Linked DNA regions of Homo sapiens: region 2 is linked to region 1. The links are chromatin loops, found by intact Hi-C in ENCODE. Cell type or tissue: heart left ventricle. All regions are shown on one strand. Each heading gives the region's core, and the rest is flanking DNA. Links, peaks and the distances in the headings are about the cores only.

What was found. Peaks named below come from ENCODE experiments on the same cell type or tissue, not always from the same donor. Only the 100,000 strongest peaks of a DNase experiment are listed, where the experiment ranks them.
Region 2: a loop joins it to region 1, with 2.4 times the contacts of the local background. A loop is called at or near these places in 11 of 110 quality-filtered maps.

What each region holds. Positions count from the first base shown.
Region 1 is chr16:84,968,804-84,971,710 of GRCh38, forward strand. No RefSeq gene overlaps it. Among named protein-coding and RNA genes, the nearest start is that of ZDHHC7, 41 kb to the right of the region's middle. In heart left ventricle, for the core only: CTCF peaks have their summits at 1,925 (motif pointing left) and 2,141; a DNase peak (open chromatin) is centred at 1,908.
Region 2 is chr16:84,671,401-84,674,307 of GRCh38, forward strand. No RefSeq gene overlaps it. Among named protein-coding and RNA genes, the nearest start is that of KLHL36, 24 kb to the left of the region's middle. RefSeq lists an enhancer at 1,079-1,580. In heart left ventricle, for the core only: no CTCF peak of the experiment used is centred there; a DNase peak (open chromatin) is centred at 1,121.

The sequences.
Region 1 (2,907 bases), core at 408-2,907:
CGTGGTTTTGTTTGGTTGGTTATGTTCTTGTTTGCTTTTTTTTCTTTTTTTCTTTTTTGAGATGGACTCTCGCTCTGTTGCCCAGGCTGGAGTGCAGTGGTGCAATCTTGGCTCACTGCAACCTCCGTCTCCCGGGTTCAAGCGATTCTCCTGCCTCAGCCTCCCGAGTAGCTGGGACTACAGGCGCCCGCCACCACGCCCGGCTAATTTTTTTTTTTTTTTTTTTTTTTAGTACTTTTAATAGAGACGGGATTTCACCATATTGGCCAGGCTGGTCTCGAACTCTTGAGCTTGTGATCCACCCGCCTCTGCCTCCCAAAGTGCTGGGATTATAGGCATGAGCCACTGCGCCCGGCCATCCTTACTATTTCTTGAGCACCTACTATGTGCCAAGCATCCTCCTGCCCTTCAGGATTCATTATTGCTGATCCTCCCAGCAGCTACACGAGGCAGAAGTTGTTGTCATTTTACATACAAGGAAACTGAGATGCAGAGGCAGGAGGTGACCCACTCCGGGCCTCGCAGCTGACGAGGCTGGTGCTGGGATCCTGAATAGCCGGCAGATGACCAGATTTGGTGGTTTCTGGTTGCATTGAGCTTGAAAAGCCTGTTCCCCTCCACCCAGGGAATCCCCTACTCTTTCCAATGCTGGGTGCGAAAGCTGTGATTTTCAACTTGGAGCATGTTGCTAAAATACAGATCACTGGGTGGACATCAGAGTTTCTGACTGGGGAGGTCTGGGGTGGGGCTGAGAATTTCCATTTCTAACAAGTTCCTAGTGATGCCGGTGTTCCCGGTCCGGGGAGGGGAATGCACTTTGAAAACCACTGTCCTAAATAAAACAAGTTCATTCATATTAAGGTTTGGGGGACTGAGAACAGCTTCAGTATGAGCCTTCCCCCAGTTAGATGTGATGCTGTAGTGGGGAAGTTACAGGCTGAGGGTGGGAAAGGAAGGGACATGTTTTGTTTTGTTTTGAGACAGAGTCTCACTCTGTCGCCCAGGCTGGAGTGCAGTGGGGTGATAGCTCACTGCAACCTTTGCGTCCTGGGTTCAAGCAATTCTCCTGCCTCAGCCTCCAGAGTAGCTGGGATTACAGGCGTGCACTACCATGCCTGCCTCATTTTTGCATTTTTAGTAGGAACGGGGTTTCCCCATGTTGGTCAGGCTAGTCTCGAACTCCTTACCTCAGGTGATCCGTCCGCCTCAGCCTCCCAAAGTGCTGGGATTACAGGCATGAGCCACTGTGCAGAAGGGACATGTTGAGGGAGGGAAACTGCAAAAAACCCAGCCCTTTCCTGCCCCAGGGCCTTTGCACATCTGGTAACCGCAGCTGCAACCCCTCACCTCCCTCCAGGGCCCTTTCCTGACAACTCATCCTCCACAATATCCACCCTGATAGGGGATATCTCCTTTTCTCAATGCTGATAGCAGAAATCACAGTCTACAAATTGCATATTTAATTTCTTGTATTAGTGTCTTTTTTTCTTGAGTCTCACTCTGTTCACCCAGGCTGGAGAGCGGTGGCACGATCTTGTCTCACTGCAACCTCCGCCTCCCGGGTTCAAGTGATTCCCCTGCCTCAGCCTCCCGAGTATCTGGAATTAAAAACGTGAGTCACCATGTCCCTCTCATTTTTTTGTTTTTAGTAGAGACGGGGTTTTGCCATGTTGGCCAGGCTGGTCTCAAACTCCTGACCTCAAGTAATCCACCTGCCTTGGATTCCCAAAGTGCTGGGAGCACAGGTGTGAGCCACTGCACCCAGCTAATTAGAGTCTACTGAGGGCAGACGCCTTGCTGGCACACGGTAGGTGCTCTGTAAATATCTGTGGACCTACTGAGCAGATGGGCCAGCGATGGGTGAACTTCCCGCGGCCTGAGCAGTGTGTGGGTATTTGCTGTCTCGTGGCGCCCCCTGGTGGCCGTCATGCAGCACACGCTGAGGGGCCAACCCGTTTTCTCCCTGCAGGATAAGTCCCTCACCTGGCACCCACTTCCCATGTGGCCACCATCGGTGACGTGGGCAGATCCACAAAGTGGCAGCTTTTGGCCCCCATGGAGTTCTGTGCTTCTGGATGATCAGGTGAGTTGGAGGAAAGTCCCTGTTAGAGTTTCTCACATCATTAGTAATGGCACCATGATTAAAGAGCTAGTGCTGATCATGTTAAACATAATACGATCCTTGTTTGCTGCCTATGGGCCCCGAGCAACCTCTCTCAGCCTCAGTTTTTCCCCATCTATGAGATGGTGATGATTGCAAGAGTTAAGGGAAACGGTGCGTGTTAAATCAGCACAGGACAGGCAGGTTTTCCATAAAGAAGCGCTGTCGTATTTGGGGGAAATTTTCTCCTGAGCATGGGCTGATGACACCGTGAGAGGTCAGCCCTGTTACTCACCCAGCTGGGCATGTCAGAAAGCTTCTTGGCCTCCATTTCCCCACCTGTGAAATGACCACCTTGGCCACACTGCCTCCCAGGGATGTGGGGGGAGCACCAAGGAACACCAGAGCTTGACAGCTGGTTCCCAGATACGAAGGATGGGGAAAGAATTTTCTGTAGGAGGAGGTCAGACTCCTAGGTACCACCCCCCAGACCCCAAAGGAGAGGGGCAGCTATTCCTGGAAGATCACGGGGTCAAGGACAGCAGGCACTACTCGGGGCAGAAAAGGAGAGAGGAGCTGGTCTATTTACTGCCCAGCGAAGCTTCTGGGCCCTTCTCTACCGAGTCCCAGCAGCCAGTCTTCCAGTCAGGAGATGGGGGCCGCCTCATGGAAAAGCTGGCTCCCTACACAGCCCTGCCAGGCAGTGGGCTGGTGTCTCACGCAGAACATGGAGGAGGGCTTCTAATAGGAAAGCCAGAGAGCACGCAGAGGAGAGAATGCGGAGTGGGGAGCCTGGGAGTACACCA
Region 2 (2,907 bases), core at 1-2,500, 300 kb before region 1:
TCTCATGCCTCAGCCTCCCGAGTAGCTGGGATTACAGGCACCGGACACCACACCTGGCTAATTTTTGTATTTTTAGTAGAGACGGGGTTTCACCATGTTGGCCAGGATGGTCTCGAACTCCTGATCTCAAGTGATCCACCCCCTTGGCCTCCCAAAGTGCTGGACAGGCGTGAGCCATAGTGCCTGGCCTACATTGTATACTTTCAATGTATACAAGTCAGTGGATTTTAGTACATTAGTTTGTGAATCTCAAACTACAACTTTTTTTAAAAAGCTCTGCAGGGGAAGGATGTGCAGCAAGTTAGAGGAGCAAAGTGCTGAAAATGTGAGAAATGGGAGCTGGCGCATCACAGAAGGCTGTGAGCTCGGGAAGGAGGTGATCTGATTCGTTTTCAAAGGAGAGCTTCGGCAGCTGCTGGGTGTGTGTTTGTGTGTGTCCAAGTCTATGAATTTTAACAAATAACCAATTATTCACAAAAATCAAAGCCCATTAATGGATGCATGGATAAACACAATCTGGTCTGTCCCTGCAACGGACTATTATCCAGTCCGTAATACAGAATTAAATTCTGATCCACGCTACAACATGGATGAACCTTGGAAACGTGATGCTGAGTGAAAGAAGCCAGACACAAAAGGCCACATGTTGTATGATTCCATTTCTGTGAAATGTCCAGAATTCGTCAGAATAGGCAAATTCATAGAGACAAAGTAGATTCGTGGATGCTTAGGGCTGGGGTGGGGACGAGGAAGGATGGGGAGCAACAGCTCAAGGGCACGGTATTTATCTTTGTGGTGATGAAAATGTTCTAAAACTGGGTGATGGTCGCACGCATCTGTGACTGTACAAAAAATGGAATCGTACACTTTGAATGGGTGAAATGTATGGTATGTGAATGATATCTCAAGTTGTTTAAAATATTAGAGCAATATTTCCCTCCATTCTCGGAGTTCTGTGTATTGGTCTCCTAGACAGTACAGGTTGAGAGGCAGAATTCAACCTCCCTGCTTAGATTCTAAAACGGGTTAAAACGGTGAGACTAGAGGCAACATTCATCTCAAGTCTGCGTGAGAGCAGAGCTCAGGGCATCCTCCAGGGGGCGCGCTAGAGCAGCAGTCCTGAAAATGCGGTCCCTAGACCAGCAGCGGCCGTGACAGTGGGAACTTAGCAATGCAAACTGCCAGGTCCACCCCCAGACCAGCTGAATCAGCCACTCCTGGGCTGGGGGCCTGCCAATGCGTGTGTTTACAATGTTTACAAGCCCTCCCAGTGATTCTTTTTTTTTTTTTTTTTTTTGAGACGGAGTCTTGCCCTGTTGCCCAGGCTGGAGTGCGGTGGCGTGATTTCTGCTCCCTGCAACCTCCACCTCCACCTCCCAGGTTCAAGCGATTCTCCTGCTTCAGCCTTCCAAGTAGCTGGGATTACAGGCGTGCGCCACCGCGCCCAGCCAATTTTTGTATTTTTAGTAGAGACGTGGAGGGGAGGGGTGGGTGAGGTGGGATTCACCAAGTTGGCCAGGCTGGTCTTGAACTCCTGACCTCAAGTGATCCACCCACCTTGGCCTCCCAGAGTGCTGGGATTACAGGCGCGAGCCACCGTGCCTGGCCCTCTCCTGGTGATTCTGATGCCTGCTCAAGTCGGAGAACCACTGTTCTCCAAAGGTATCTGTCTCCATTCTCCACCCACAGACCTACCTAAGCTATGAGTCCCTGCCCATAGCCAACAGCTGTGCCTGGCTTGCTCCGGCCGAAACCTGAACCAAGGGGCAGCTTTCAGATTAAGCACAGCCGGGTCTGAATCTTCTGCCTTGGGAAGTCTGGGAAAGGCCTTGGAGTCAGCCTCTGCAGGGGCATGCACCTGTTGCCTCCCTGAGAAAGTCACCTCCTCTGTGCCCTTCCTGTTGATGGCAGCAGGAAGGCTGTGGCATGGCCCAACCCTTTAACTGGTGTCCAGCATCCGCTGGCTGTGTGCTCAGAGCATGCTCAGAGCCTCATGCTCTGTTCGGATGGGATCCTTTTACCAGGTATGCTGCAATAGTGTGATTCATCCCCCCAGGGGCCCCAGCCCCACTCTTGCAGGCATCTAAAGGTGCTAAAAATACATAACTCCTAAGTGCGGTTCTGTATTTCTGACTGTACCAGTGTTGTGGGCCTTTTTATGCTCCAAGCTGAAATTCAAGAGGCCTGGATTCCAATATAAGGCCCATGATTAATGGGCCTCCAGCAAGGCCTCACTCAGCATCTCCTGTATTTAGATGGGGCCTAAAGCATGTCTCTGTGATGTGGACCAAGCACGGGGCTATAAGTCAGGGAGTGTGAGTTGCAGCCTTGGCTCTGTCACGTGCACCTGGGCCAGGGCTTCATCTTGTTCAATTTCAGTTCCTCACACTATGGGATAAGATGGTTGGAGATTAGCGCTCCTCTGGGTGTGATCTGCAGAGCCCTGGTCTGCCTAAAGGACCTGCCTGAGGTCCTTTAAGCAGCTGCCTAAAGGAGTTTGTGGTCAGGAAACATTTGGGGAGCTCTGGAGATACATTCCCCCTCTGGGAGACTCAACATTAGAGAACACGTTCATATTTCTTTTATTTTCTTTTTTCTTTCTTTTTCAGATGGAGTCCTGCTCTGTCACCCAGGTTAGAGTGCACTGCAACCTCCACCTCCTGGGTTCAAGTGATTCTCCTGCCTCAACCTCCCGAGTAGCTGGGACTATAGGCGCCTGCCACCATGCCAGGCTAATTTTTGTATTTTTAGTAGAGACGAGATTTCACCATGTTGGCCAGGCTGGTCTCAAACTCCCGACCTCAAGTGATCGGCCCTCCTCGGCCTCCCAAAGTGCTGGGATTACAGGTGTGAGCCACGGAGCCCAGCCCAAGGCCTGGCTTTTGATTTTGCAGATCTAAAATCTTG